Linked DNA regions of Homo sapiens: regions 2, 3, 4 and 5 are each linked to region 1. Evidence: chromatin contacts called from ENCODE Hi-C or POLR2A ChIA-PET data. All regions are on one chromosome and are shown on one strand. Each heading gives the region's core, a stretch centred on a gene start or an enhancer-like site at or near the end of the contact. The rest is flanking DNA. Distances are from core to core; before and after follow the strand shown.

Region 1 (2,849 bases), core at 253-2,752:
TTTCTATTACTCGTCTAGGGGGATAACATTTCTAAGCTATTAACCAATGTGCTCTTTATTCTAGAATTTCCTTTTACCCCGGGCTGCTCCCCTTTTTGTGTTCAGCCCAGCAGTCTGCCTTCATTCCCTCAAGGAAGAGCTGACATAAAAGAAAGCAAAGGGGTGGCAAAAAAAAGAAGTTAATGATTAACCTTGAGCTTCAAGAGCTTAAGCATAGGCAAATAGGAAGGCTTCGTGCACATACAACATATTTGAGAGAATATGAGTGGAGTAAAGGTAAGGCGTCCTATTCCCAGAATGGAAAGACGTCCCTAGGCTGGAGAGTAAGGGGGCGGGGAGAATACAGACCAATTAGGACCTAATTTGTAGGACTCAAGGACAAGGTGGGAAAGCGTCTAGAGATGGCTCAGGCTCTGCTTGAGTCAGCACTGTCCTTCCATATTGCCCAGGAGCTATGCAGACCACTGGAGACACACCAGGGTCCATTCCACTGAGCACCATATGTTTCCTGAGCTAAGGCACCTGGGAAAATCCCCCCACCATGGGAGCCAGCACCTCACCACTGACTGCAGAAATGAGGTCCATCAGACTCTGGTACTTTCTTCAGTCCACTCTGAGCCACCCACCTTCTGTGGCACCCACCAACCAGAGTGACCACTTCAGCAAGCACTGTACATAGTATCGCCAGAGTAGCAGGATCAAGTGATGCGGCCACTTAGAGAACTTGTAGTTCAGCAAGAAATGAGACTTGATAAAAATATCATTTTATCTTTGTGGGCAAGCTGAGAAAATGAGGGTAAGATGGCAGCACATTTGGGGGAATTGGGAACCATCCGAACAACCGATGTGCTTGAAGCCTGATTAATTATGCCAGGGTCCACTTCGAAAGCAGTCTCTGTCCTCAGTCCTCAACTCTGTCCTATTCAGGTGGCAGCTAATCAAAGTAGAGGCCATTTCCTGACTCAGCAGAAAAGAGAGTCATGATCAGCTGCAAGGTCTGCCACGGCTCAGACGTGGCACCCGGCACACGCTCCTGCCATTTGCTTTCTCTGCCCTCTACCACAGCATCCCTGCCACACCTCTTTTCCTCCTGAGCAAGGACCACCCAGAAGTCACTCTATGGCTTACTTTTTGTGTTGTGAGTACCAGTAAGCCACTCAAATGGACTACAGAAATAAAGGAAAGGTATATTAAAAGGATACAGGGTGTCTCCGAGAACCCTGGAGAGGAGCTCATCTGGATTCTTTCCTAGGCACACTACCACAATGAGCAAAATCTAATAAACTAAACAATTCTGCAGTTGGATTTTTTAAAACTCCAATTGCACCAATCCTAGATGGGAAGGAATGCAGCTTGATGCTAGCACATGTGATAAAAACACTTAGGATTTTGACTGCCAGCTCAGAATGAGTCAACAATGTGATGTGACTGCCAAAAAAGCCAGTGTAATCTCGGGCTGCACTAAACAGAGAGGAGTGATGGTGCGGCCTTCAGTTCAGAGAATCATGTATCAAGGCCCAGTGAACAGAGAAGGGCGGCCAAGGAGGACTCAGAATCATGCCGTATGGGGGAAAATAATGGGAGTACCTGGGATATTGCCGTCTGGCCTCCTTTTCAGGGATTGGTGGGAATGTTCTGGACCTGAGCTTACCAGTAAAGAGTCTAGGGTTAGACTGCCTGAATTGAAACCCCAACCCAGCTACTTACTAGCTTTTTCCTACATGCCAAGAATGAGATATTTATTCCTCATCACTACCTTCTGAAGAAATACCATCTTCATCCCTATCATACAGATGAGAAAACTGAGGCACAGAGAGGTTCAGTAGCTTGCCAAAGGTCACACTGCAAGCAAATTGAAGAAATATCCTTTGAATGCAAGGAGAGTGTACTTTCTTTGTTCTTCCCCTAAGCAGCTATACAACCTTGAATCTTGTCACTTCTCACTATACTTCAGTTAGCCCTAGGGCTACGTGACCAAGTACCCCAAAACATAGAGGCTTCAAGCAAAAATTCTTATTTGTTCACAGATCTGCAATCTGGGCAAGACTTGGTGGGGACAGCTCATCTCTGCTCTACTGGGATCAGCTGGGGTGGCTCAAAGGTGGGGTTGGAAGCCTCACTCACTCTCCATTTGGTACCAAACATCTGGAGGCTAGAACAGCAGAGGATCCTTGGACATCACTCTCTGTGGTGTCTCTCCACATGCTCTCTCCAGCACAGCACCTGCAGGGTAACCAAACATTTCACAAGTTGGCTTGTGGCTCCCTGGCATACATCCTGAGACAGACTGAGAGAGCCAGGTAGACGCTTTCATGTCCTAGCCTCAGAAGTCACATCGTGTGACTTCTATCACATCCTTAGTACAATCGGAATAACCACAGTGCTTCCCTGTAAGGACGAATTGAGACAATGCAGGTAAAATGCTTAGCACATTGTCTGGAAGCTGATGAAGATTCTATAAATGTCAGCTGTTGTTATTTTAAAAGTGGCTCAAAAAAGACATCTTAAAAAGACAAATCTGCTACTACTACCAAAAACATGCGTCACGCACCCTTAAGCCCAGCAAATACCTTTTGTCCACTGGTGTCTTTCCTTGCCCCATGTAGTCAGACACTGAAGCTCGCTGCTCTGGGAAGTCACACCTCACCCTCTCGTCCCATCCCTCTGATAAACAAGGCCGGTACTTGGAACTGCCTGGGTTGTGCTTCCCAGGAGGGGTACCTTCGCTGACTCAGCTGGGAAGGCATCCAGTGACTCATCAACTATCAAAAATTGATTAAACATCCTCAGGTCTTGGGAAGGGAGAAAATGCCCAGGAGACCCAAGATCCTCTCTTACCCCAGGACCCC
Region 2 (2,849 bases), core at 144-2,643, 490 kb after region 1:
TGAATCATATTTTTGGTTAAAATAATGTCTTTAGAAAGTTGAGTAATGTATTAAAGACTAGGGAAGTTGACATCTCTACTAAATTGAGTCTTTCTATCTTGAAAGTATATATATATATACATACATATATATTCTTTTGTCTTAAAAGTCTTCCTATTTTGAAAGAATTATATATTATTTATGTCTTTAAAATTCTTGAACAGGCCTGGTGGCTCAGGCCGGTAATCCCAGCACTTTGGGAGGCCGAGGCAGACAGATTGCCTGAGGTCAGGAGATTCAGACAAGCTTGGTCAACATGGTGAAACCCCATCTCTACTAAAAATACAAAAATCTTCCAGGTGTGGTGGCACACTCCTGTAATCCCAGCTACTCAGGAGGCTGAGGCAGAAGAATCTCTTGAACGCTGGAGACAGAGGTTGCAGTGAGCTGAGATCAAGCCACTGCACTCCAACTAGGGTGACAGAGTAAGACTCCGTCTCAAAAAAAAAAAAAAAATTCTTAAGTAGAGCTAGAGTTTTTCTTTATATTTTTGTTTTAGTTTATTTCGATTTGTTTTATGTTTGGCATCTTTTTTTGGTGTTAGGAATAGTATATTTTCTAAAATATGGGCAAATGGTTATTACAATTATTTATTCCTCAGATATGTTAATGGTTCAGGGGTTCTTTAAGAAAGTTATTTTCCAAGCTTTGGAAAATGCAAATTCACTGAAGTCCTTTAAATAATCCCTCCTCTCACTAGAATTTTGAATTACCTTGATATGATGCACAAAAATTCTGGTCACTTACATTGTTTAAGTAGCCAGTTCAAGATGACTTGGGGACAACTTGAGTAATGTGCGAATCGTGTGGGCAATCACATATTCCTGATATCCAAAATACCAGCCTTTTCATTTTCTTTTTCTGAATGTTTCTGCTTGAAATTACCCATGGTTTAAAATATGCACGGCACATGGCATTGAACGTGGGAAGTGTTGTTAAGTTTTGAATGGGATGGTTAGAAAACGGCGTTTCTGGTTGTGTAAGAGTCTCTCATCTGGATCTGAAGCCTCTTCCGGGGAATTCCAGGCCTTCTCCCCTCTATGTCATAAAAATGACTGGGTGACTTCGCAAAGCAATAATACCAGTGGGATGTGTATATTAACCTGTCTGTGGGGGGAAAATGCTGAGAGCAACAGGCCTATAATTTAGGTAATAGCGATAGCCTATGAAAAACATGCTGCTTTTGCCTTGATGCTAATCAGGAAACCATCAGACAGTCTTCCCTGACTGAGTAAGGGCAGGGCGGGAAGGAAGTCAGCTGTCATCATGTTTTTGAAGAAGAAAAAAATGAGAGGTGAACTGAACTCTGTGATCGGAACCTCACTCTAAGGCCGCTTCCTGAATTTAAAGGTGTGGTACTCCAATCAGCACCGCAAATTGGAGGCATCTGATTTGCATGGATTAACAGGAGTGGGTCACAACCTTCTGACAGGTCAATGGCACCACTGGGGATTTGAAGAAAACTTTGATTCTCCCTCTTTTCCCCCTCTGCCATGAAGCAATCATGCTGTTCTATTGTAAAAGAGGATCCCTTACTTATAAAGCCAAGCTTGTCATTTAAATTCACTCAAGTTAGGACACCACCGAGCTCTGTCAGATGTCAGTCTCAATTCAGCAGGAGAATGTTTTTCAACAGCTTTCTAACCTCTTTGCCGGGAAACACAGAGGCTTGGATCAAGGGGGAGGGGCAGCTGACTGGGCTTGAAGGATTTTTACAGAGGCAAGATTGGAATTTTTCATTTCAGGCAGGTTTTCTTTTTCTTTACGTTTTCTTATTATTATTTTTTCCTTTTTCCCTCTAAGCCTCGTGTAAAAGATATTCCCACAAAAAGAGAGTGAAAAAAAGTCAGATTGGTTGTAAGGACCACTTCAGTTGAGGGTCTCCTTGAAGGTATTTAAACCTGGGAGTGATGTTGGCATCTTTTCTGCATTAGGGGTATTGGCTGTTTGCCAATCATTTCCCTTGAAAAATATCATGCGGCCATAAAGGAACTATGAAATGTTTGGCAGAGGAAGCGTCCATGGCAGAATAGGGACAAAGGGAAATGGAGATTTTCTGATTCAGCCTCTGGTGCCAGACCCAAATAAAAAGAAGAGGCACATGCCATGGAACTATGGCTTACCTGAAACACCCTGGGTCAAGGAGCTTTGAAATGGTAGTGGCAGAGTTGGGACCATTTTTTTCTTGAACCTTGATTAACCAAGTGCTCTGGAGATAAAATGTTCAGAGAGTTCTAATATACTCACTTGCTACGTATTGTTTTCTACATTTAGCTACAACTGTTGATTCAGCATCTCCTATAGGCCAGATATTATGCCAGACCTAATTTGCAACAAAACAGATTTGGTTCCTGCCCTCTTGGGACTTCCTGCTTAGACCTGCCTCATCAATTTTCATTTCTTATGTGACTTAATCTTTGTCATTTAAATTCCAGTATTTTCTTGCATCCATGACAGTGCTTACCATTGTATTAATAATACCTTACAGAAAAGTCTGGTAAATATCTATAATTTTATTGGCTGTTCAAGTAATGTTTAAATTTATGAAGCCTCAGTTTTCTCATCTGTAAAATGGGGATAATAATGTCTATCTCACAGGGCGCTTGTGAAGAGTGAATGGTATAATGTATAGAAAGCACTCAGCAGAGAGCTTGGCACAGAGTTCTTAGTAATTGGGAGCTGCTAGCATTTTTCATTAGAAGTGTGGCTCACGCCTGTAATCCCAGCACTTTGGGAGGCCTAGACAGGTGGATCACAGGGTCAGGAGATCGAGACCATCTTGGCTAACACGGTGAAACCCGGTCTCTACT
Region 3 (2,849 bases), core at 136-2,635, 430 kb before region 1:
TTGTGGAATGAGTCACAGAGGCAGCCAGGATGAAGGGCAGGATTCAGCATCCCCAGGGAATCTTTATTTATAGTCCTGGCTGCTGGAGAGGGGGCTGGAATTATTCCTAAAGAGTTTCAGTGATGGAGTGATAACCAAAAGATGTCATTCCCACCGTCGTGCTTACAGGCAGGCGCCTGTTGCTGCTGGAGCCAGCAGAAGCGCTGTGTCACTCCAGAGCTGTGGTTCATGGGAGGAGCCAAGCTGACTGCATTCCAGCTGGTCCATCGTCAGTCACTGGGCCCCTTTCCCCGGTGAACAGACAATCTCTACGCTAATCCGAGCAAATCCTCCCAACCCCAAACAAACAGAAACCTCTGGGACAGCAGAGGCCACTGATTGCAGAGGATGCAGCTTAGATTCAAAATGATACAGTCTAATCCGTTGGTCCCACAGCTCTGCCTCTGTCAACAGTGTGGTTTCTGTAACAAGCAGAGAAAGTGGCATGAGGAATATGCAGTAGCAGACCCGACCTGCCTCACCCAGGGCCGGGGTGAGGATGTAAGGAGGCAGCTGGCTCTTTGCTGGGTTTTGAGCGACATCAGAAAAGTCTAGGGGGCATGAGCAGTAAGTTCCTTGGGTACAGGCTGTCTGTCTTATCCACTCTGGCACTCCTGGCACCAAGCACAGAGAAGATGTTAGTTGATAAATGGATACATGCATGATCTATTCAATATTGCAGTGTGTGAAGACCCCACAGTTCTGGTTCTTGAGTGTGATACATGATACATGATAGAAAAGAAAGAACATTTTTTAGGGAGCTAAGCAGACTAGGACTCCAATCCTGTCACTTCCTGTAGAAGACCTTGCACAGGTCACCTAATCTCTCCAAGCCTCAGTTTGCTTACTTGTAAAATGGAGACTCCCTAACACCTGCTATGTTTTGGGAATCATGGTAAGGATTAAAGATGGTGAAATAGGTTACTTCACCTTATTATATGTGCTACCTGGGGGAAATGAGGTATTGTTATCAGCCAATAACACATTAGCTGAATTAATCAGACAGATTGCACGCGGAAAACAGGGAATCCAGAACTGCCTGAGATGGTCTGGTTTATTGGCTCCTTATTTCCCAGCCTCCCTCCTTGGACTGGAGCCCTACTCTGAGTGGGAGTTCTCTTCTCAGTTGGCTCAAGTGTGTTCCTGGAGCTTTGTTCCCATCTGGGGCAGGAGGCCCCTTGAACTGGATCCCAGCTGCCCAGTGCAAACCCTGTGCTCAGCCCTCATGTGCTTTCCTGTTAGTCCTTGACCCTTACCTTGGCTCCTGGCCCTGACATAGCCTAGGTAACAGCTGCTGCTCATCTCTGGACCCGACTGATTCAAGAGGGCAACTGTAGGACTGCTGGGCCTGGCGTCCCGGACTGTCGGAGCTGCCTGAGACTGCCTCGGCATTTGGTCCTCTGATTCTTGGGCCTCGTTCAGCCCTGGAGTCCTGACAAGACCAAGCTGAAGAGACCTGAACCTGTTTTTCTAGGTTTCAGAGCACCTAATCTGGCACTTGAAACTCAGGTTGTTCCCAGAAGAGGTCAGAAAACAGGAAGTAAGGCTCGGGAGAGAAGGAAGAATCAGGAAGTGGATTTCAAGAGCATTCACTCCAGCTGCCATCAAAACATCACTTCCTAGACTGAGAGAATAAAGTAGTAGTTATTAAAAGCCCAGGCTTTTCAACTAAAGAGATCTGAGCTTAAAGCCTGCCTCTGTCGTTTGTGAACTGAGCAGCCCTGGGCACGCTGCACCTTCTTTCTGAGCTTTGGATTCCTTACTTATAAAGTGGGGTTAGGGACAGTACCTACCTTATGGGGCTGAGAGCATTGAGAGACATAATGGGTGCAAAGTGCTGAGCACAATGCCTGGTGCACAGTAGGGAGTCCATAAAATAGTGGCTATGATGACTGTGATTTAATGATTTTTGTGACCACTGCCCTAGTGGCTGCTCAGAGTCATCAGAAGGACCCAATGAGATATGAGATATGAAAGTGTTTAGAAGGAGGCTGGAGAGCATGACGCCAACATGGAGTACTGAAATTATTATTTTCTCGGTTTTTGACATTTGCCAACTGATGTGCTGTTGCACCCAAAGATTGGGTGCACGGCAACCAGAGGGCATGAAGGACTTCTCCAGAGCTGGCTCCCGGCATGACCTTCCCATCTGGTGCAGTGGGAGGGAAGAGGCTTGGACAGAGTTCTCCTATTGTCCCCGGGTCTTCTGAGGTCATCAGCTTTGCTCAGTTCTAGCTTAGCAGAGTGGTTTACAAAGGGTGGAGGGGAGACACAGGGGACCGGGAGCTGAAACTTTATTTGCTAAGTGTTTTTCAGAGCGCACGGCTCTGAGAAGGCGAAAAGGGGCAGGCAACAAGCCTTGATTTATGAACTGAGGCTCCCATTCCAGAAAACACATCATCAGTCCTTTTAGTAAAGAGCTTCAACCAGAGGGGCTGCCCTTCTGACTGCAGGCCTGAGTCCCACGACTGCTCTCAAAGGCAACTCCTTTTTGTGCACCCCTTAGGGGAAGAAAATCTGGAGAACAAATTCTGGGCCCTTGGTAGGGATGGGAACCTGCTCTCTGATGGCCAGGCAAGTACCTGAAACACAAGCGCCAGGCCCCTAACGGTGAAAGGGAGGAGTGGTAGAGTTCATAACAAAATGACTTTACTGTCAGCTGGTCATACATAGAGTCCAGAAGAAGGGACAAATCGTCCTTTACTTTTTACTTATAGCACCAACAGACCCCACAGAGGCGGATTCCACTCAGCCACATGTTCAGTTCTTCCCCAGCATTCCAACACAGAGCCACTCTAACAGAATCTCAG
Region 4 (2,849 bases), core at 233-2,732, 350 kb before region 1:
TCTCCCCTCACATGTTCTCCAGAGTTTATAGTTGTTTACAGAAGGGTCAGTCTGTTAGCAGTTTAATTTACCATACCAGAAATGGAACTCTGAATGTATTAACTCTTTATACATATCTCAAACTGTTTGAAAGAATCTAAAACTCCTGAATTTATGCTATGGGACATCAACTTTATAGCATATTATGCAGTCACTAAAAACAATTTAGACCAAATAGCAACGAAGAAACATACTTATGATTAAATAACATTTGTATGCTACCAAATCATGTATTCACTTTCATTGCAGCTGTGTAAAAATTCGTGAGTATATGTAAACAAGAATTGGAAGGAAACTTGGAAAAGAGTAAAAATATTTTTTATTTTAAACATAGTTCCTATTTTTCATCTTTTAAAAAAGCAGTTCTTTTATTTGTGCAATAAATTTCAATGCATTAAAAATAATTAACCAAGAACTAGGTAATCCCAGTTCACAGATTGCCTTTTTATTTTGTTGATTGTTTCCTTTGCTGCTCAGAAGCTTTTATGCTTGATGTAGTCTCACTTGTTTATTTTTTTAAAATTTTTTTTATTATTATACTTTCAGTTCTAGGGTACATGTGCACAACGTGCAGGTGTCACTTGTTTATTTTTGCTTTTGTTTCATGAACTTTTGGTGTCATATCCAAAAAATCATGGCAAAGGTCAATGTCAAGAAGTTTTCCCCTTTGTTTTCTTCTAGGAATTTTATGGTTTCAAGTCTTACTTTTAAGTCTTTAATCCATTTTGAATTGATTTTTGGTAGGTGTAAGATAAGGTTTCAGTTTTGTTCTTTTGTATGTTGGTATTCAGTTCTCCCAACATCATTAATTAAAGAGGCTATCCTTTCCCCTTTGTGTATTCTTAGTGCCCTTGTTGAAAATTAGTTGACCTTGTATATTTGGGTTTATTTCTCTTTCATTGGTCTATGTGTCTATCTTTATTTCAGTACCATACAGTTTTGATTATCATAGCTTTATAATTATTCTTTTTAATGCTATTGTAAATGGGATCATTTTCTTGATTTTCTTTTTTGGATAAGTAGTTGTTGATGTAAGGAAATGCTACTAATTTTTGTACAGTGATCTTTGTATCCTGCTGTTTTACTGAATTCATTTATTAGTTCTAACAGTTTTTTTTTTTTTTTTTTGGTGTGGAGTCTTTAAAGCTTTCTACGTATAGAATCATGTCATCTTTAAACAAGGATTTTATTTCTTCCTTTCTGATTTGGATGTCCTTCATTTCTTTTTCGTCTCTGATTGCTCTTAAAATTAGATTCAAATATTATAATGAATTTTGAACAGAAAAGGGAGATAAATTCTGATTCTGGCTGTTGAGTGAAGTCACTGTGCTGAGGCTTGCAGTAGAGGGGTGGAGAAGCAGACACCAGCCAGGTTTGGAAACCACATGCACTTTGTGGCTTGGGACTTGGAACACATCCCCTTTCCTCTGAGGCCAAGTCCTCTGCCCTTATGAAAAAATCTAACTTCCTATTTTAAAGACAAGTAGCTCAGAGCAACTCCGAAAGTCATAGACTTTAAATGGCCTCTACGAAACATGGTGGTAAGTTTGGGAAGTGAATCAGAAACAGATGAATTAAATTTTGCCTGAAATTACATAGAGATTTTAACAGACAGAGAAGAACATTCTTAAGAGAAGAAGCATGTTTTGGCATTTCTTACTCAAATCCCAAACATTTGAGAGATGCCTTTGAATAATTTCATTAAGAGAAAAAGCAAAACAAACAAAACAACCCTCTTGAGACTCAGAACTTAAAAAGTAGGCTGAATTATAATGTCTTTTCCATAGCTTATCTCCAACCACATTTTCCATATAGCAGAATATGTTCCTGGTATAATACTACCTCAGCAGAGATCAAAGGAAAAATCAGGGCCTGTATTCAAGATCTGTCCTCTGCCATTTGTCACCTCTGGGAATAAGGGAAGTTGTTTTAGTTGCATGAGCTTAGTTTTCTCATGTGTAAAATGGTCTATTATATCTTCTTTGCAGAGTTGTAGATAAGAGATAAAACCCACAATATCACTGTTTAAAATTTCCAATTCATAGCTAACCCTTGATAAGGCCCTGGAAATTATTATTACATTGTTAAATAAATCTGCTTATCCAACATGGGGTTTTTCTTTTTAACATGTAGTAGTAGTTATAAAACTTAAATTACTATTTAATTTATTGTTTGCATTAGAAGAAGAGAGAAGTTTAGGATTCAGCTACAGAATTGGCTAAATATGCTATTTTAAAATAATCAAAACTGGGTTCAAATTCTGCCTCTACTACATATTGACTATATGACATTGTGAAAGGAATTAACTTCTCTGAGCCTCATTTTTTTTTCATTTATAAAATGGAAACAGTAGTAGCATTTACCTCTTAGTGTAGCTATGAAGAGGAAATGAAACAATGGATATAAGTTGCGTGACATGGCACTTTCATGTAGTAACTGCTCATAAAATGGTAACTATCATCATTATCATCATCAATGGTATATTAGTGGCAAATATTCCCTCATTTCTTTACTCCTCCCTACCTTATATCCTAATCCACTTAAATACCAAAAATCACCATCTAAAATCATGGAACTATCCTGGATATTTAGCTTTTTTCTTTATTTTCTTCTTAGGTCAACTCTACTTCATGTTACTCTTCAAATTTGCCCCCAGGAAGCATTTGCAGCTACATTTTTGCTGGAGAGACAGTGTCTAGCCATAGATTCATTTCAATTAAATTAATTACTATCCTGGAATTGCAGGGTTTTGATGTCATAGTGAATGATCACTGAATGAACCAATTTCGTGCTTCTTAACTTGAAACCTG
Region 5 (2,849 bases), core at 190-2,689, 300 kb before region 1:
AACACTTCTACACTGTTGGTGGGAATGTAAACTAGTACAACCGTTATGGAAAACAGTGTGGAGATTCCTTAAATAACTAAAAGTAGAACTACCATTTGATCCAGCAATCCCACTACTGGGTATCTACCCAGAGGAAAAGAAGTCACTATACAAAAAAGATACGTGCACATGCATATTTATACTAGCACAATTCACAATTGCAAAAATATGGAACCAGCCCTAATGCCCATCAATCAACGAGTGGATAAAGAAACTGTGCTATATATATATGATGGAATACTACTCAGCCATAAAAAGGAACGAATTAATGGCATTCACAGCAACCTAAATGGAATTGGAGACTATTATTCTAAGTAAAGTAACTCAAGAATGAAAAACCAAACCTCACATGTTGTCATTCATAAATGGGAGCTAAGTTATGAGGATGCAAAGGCATAAGAATGATACAACGAACTTTGGGGACTCAGGGGAAAGTGTGTGGGGGGGTGAGGGATAAAAGACTACAAATTGGGTTCAGTGTATACTGCTCGGGTGATAGGTGCACCAAAATCCTACAAGTCACCACTGAAGAACTTACTCTTGTAACCAAAAGCCACCTGTTCCCCCAAAACTTATCGAAATAAATTTTTTTTAAAAAAATATGTTTAATATACCTAACCTATCCAATGAATATCACAGCTTAGCCTTGACAACCTTAAACATACACAGAACACTTACATGAGCCTAGAATTGGGCAATATCATCTAACACAAAGCCTATTTCATATTTCATAATAAAGTGTTGACTATCTTAGGTAATTTATCGGATATAGCACACTGAAGCTTATCAGTTGTTTACCCTTCTAATGGTACATCTGACTGGGAGCTATGGCTCACTGATGCCCAGCATCATGAGAGAGTATCATCCTGCATATTGCTAGCCTGGGAAAAGATCAAAATTCAAAATTCAAAGTACGGTTTGTACTGCATGTGTAGTGCTTTTACACCATCGTAAAGTCGAAAAATTGTAAGTTGAATCATCATTCACTGGGGACCGTCTGTATGTGCTAAATAAATAGACAATCAAGTGTTTTAGGTTTTCTAATCATTCAGAAAAGAGGGATATTGTTACAAATTCATGAGTCAGGGAGCTCACTGTGGCAGAGAGGGGGATGGGCTGGGCTCAGAAGAAAGAGAAGGATTTGGATTGGGGGGTACCCAGGGGAAGCCATGGGTGTGGTTGGGGTTGGAGAGGCAGGGTCTTCGTGGTGATTCTGCTTCTTAACTGACAGAAAAGAGGGCCCACCTCTCTGTCCCTGGCAGATCACAGAGAGACCAGCCTTTCTTAAGGAAATAGGACCAAGGGCATGGAAGCAAAATACCCAGATGACTTCATCAAAAGAAAACATGCGACTCTTGCATAGACCAAAATAAACTCCCTAGACTGACGGGGTGGGGCCAAGGGACAGTTCTTGAGCTGAAGAGAAACTCCAGGACCTTCCAAGGCATTCTTTGAAAAATGCTCTTTGGATAAAATGCAACTTAAAAATAACTTCTGTTGGGTGTGGAGAGGAGAACAACTCAAATATTGGGGCCAGAAACCCAGAGTAAGGGCCAAATTTGGGCTAAGAAAATGCTAGATTCTCGAGATCTTTGGAAAGCAACTTCTTCCCTCATTTATTTACAATGAATAAAGTTTCTTAGAAACAAATACAAGGAAATCAACAATTTGTAATTTTTAAAGTATCAAACAAGTATGCTAATCAATAAATAGATTATCTTCCAGTATGATGAGAGAAAATAAAATCTAATAAAGGTCTAGGATCCAAGATAAACAAATATGACACCACTGGAGAAAAAGATGGTATTTAGAGAAAGGCCAAATGAGGTGGTTCTAACCCTTAGAGCAAGGGGTGTAAGGCATTCAAATGTAGCAGAGATTGCACTGGCCTGAGAAGCAGGCTCACCTACAGGGAGAATCCAGCTCTACCACTCTTGTTGTGTGACCTTAGGTAACTTACTTCACTTCTCTTATCCTCAGTTTCTTCATCTTTAAAATGGGAAAATTCATACCTGCCTCTCAAAGGTACTGTGGAGATTAAATGAAGTACTGCAGAAAAACTACCTCAGAGAGTATCTGAATGTTAGAAAACTTTAAATAATATTGGAATTCCACTTCTCTCATATCACTTTAGAGGGTTGGAGAAATTGGAGAGCTTCAGAGTTTGACACCTTATGAAAGCTGAGAGTCCTTAACATATTTCCATTAGCAAATATTTATTAACTTCTGTTTGTAAGACACAGTGATGGATAAGATGTAACACAAAATTCTTGGTCTCCTTATCAGGGAGTGAAATAGTTATTGATTACCACAACAAGATGCAAAAAAAACCCGAAAACTTAGAGGATTAAAATGGTGAGTATTTATTTAGCTTACAAATCTGCAAGTTGGAAGTTTAGGCTGGGCTCAGCTGGGCAGTTCTTCTGGTTTAGGCTCATATGTCTGGGAGTTGACTGACTATTCGTTGGTCTAGGATGACCTCAATGGGCGTGACTGCCTGGTCAACATGGCTTTTGTTCTATGTGTTTCATCCTCTAGCAGATTGGCCTAGGCCTGTTCTCATGGTAAAGGTACAGGAGTAAGAGTAAGCAAGCCCAATTGTACAAGTGCTTTTCATGCCTTTGTGTCACATTAACTTAACATACTATTGGCCTAAGCAAGTCATGTGGTTAAATGCAGAATCAGTATGAAGGGAATATATACCTGCATGTCAAAGGATATGGATGAAGGTAGGGATAAATAAATGAGGTCATTAATGCAATTAATCTACTTCAAGGGAACTAGATAAATATATAGATAATTAAATTTTA

The links. A loop is a pair of places that touch in the nucleus more often than their neighbours do. ChIA-PET counts read pairs that join two places held with the same protein, here RNA polymerase II (POLR2A). Pooled maps may share reads with other maps.
Region 2: a loop to region 1 is called in a pooled map, with 2.4 times the contacts of the local background. The contact joins two enhancer-like sites. A Hi-C loop is called at or near these places in 3 of 37 single-sample maps with no recorded cell type and 5 of 50 pooled maps. POLR2A ChIA-PET finds 5 or more read pairs at or near these places in 1 of 52 experiments (activated B cell).
Region 3: a pooled map shows a loop between it and region 1 (2.0-fold over the local background). The contact joins two enhancer-like sites. A Hi-C loop is called at or near these places in 2 of 37 single-sample maps with no recorded cell type and 9 of 50 pooled maps. POLR2A ChIA-PET finds 5 or more read pairs at or near these places in 1 of 52 experiments (activated CD4-positive, alpha-beta T cell).
Region 4: a pooled map shows a loop between it and region 1 (2.0-fold over the local background). The contact joins two enhancer-like sites. A Hi-C loop is called at or near these places in 2 of 50 pooled maps. POLR2A ChIA-PET finds 5 or more read pairs at or near these places in 2 of 52 experiments (PC-9 and WTC11).
Region 5: a map of aorta shows a loop between it and region 1 (2.3-fold over the local background). The contact joins two enhancer-like sites. A Hi-C loop is called at or near these places in 10 of 168 maps with a recorded cell type or tissue (IMR-90, aorta, ascending aorta and 4 more), 1 of 37 single-sample maps with no recorded cell type and 7 of 50 pooled maps. POLR2A ChIA-PET finds 5 or more read pairs at or near these places in 1 of 52 experiments (activated CD4-positive, alpha-beta T cell).

What each region holds. Positions count from the first base shown.
Region 1 is chr5:159,450,009-159,452,857 of GRCh38, reverse strand. LINC01845 (long intergenic non-protein coding RNA 1845) reads left to right here. Exons shown (of 7, transcript NR_027110.2): 6 at 65-276. Among named protein-coding and RNA genes, the nearest start is that of LINC01845, 15 kb to the left of the region's middle. Within about 2 kb of position 1,502, at least 8 of the 41 ENCODE cell types and tissues checked have a DNase peak (open chromatin) inside an H3K27ac peak, as active enhancers do; they include ascending aorta, where a contact is called at or near this core.
Region 2 is chr5:158,956,940-158,959,788 of GRCh38, reverse strand. All of the region lies in intron 6 of EBF1 (EBF transcription factor 1), which reads left to right. Among named protein-coding and RNA genes, the nearest start is that of EBF1, 140 kb to the left of the region's middle. RefSeq lists enhancers at 1,229-1,278, 1,309-1,378, 1,107-1,969. Within about 2 kb of position 1,393, at least 5 of the 41 ENCODE cell types and tissues checked have a DNase peak (open chromatin) inside an H3K27ac peak, as active enhancers do.
Region 3 is chr5:159,876,689-159,879,537 of GRCh38, reverse strand. It overlaps a transcript of ADRA1B not described here. Among named protein-coding and RNA genes, the nearest start is that of LINC01847, 6.7 kb to the right of the region's middle. Within about 2 kb of position 1,385, at least 22 of the 41 ENCODE cell types and tissues checked have a DNase peak (open chromatin) inside an H3K27ac peak, as active enhancers do.
Region 4 is chr5:159,803,889-159,806,737 of GRCh38, reverse strand. The region is part of intron 2 of LINC01847 (long intergenic non-protein coding RNA 1847); the gene reads left to right. Among named protein-coding and RNA genes, the nearest start is that of LINC01847, 66 kb to the left of the region's middle. Within about 2 kb of position 1,482, at least 2 of the 41 ENCODE cell types and tissues checked have a DNase peak (open chromatin) inside an H3K27ac peak, as active enhancers do.
Region 5 is chr5:159,751,286-159,754,134 of GRCh38, reverse strand. LOC105377688 (a long non-coding RNA gene) reads left to right here. Exons shown (of 4, transcript XR_001742949.2): 2 at 2,326-2,394. Among named protein-coding and RNA genes, the nearest start is that of LINC01847, 120 kb to the left of the region's middle. Within about 2 kb of position 1,439, at least 3 of the 41 ENCODE cell types and tissues checked have a DNase peak (open chromatin) inside an H3K27ac peak, as active enhancers do; they include ascending aorta, where a contact is called at or near this core.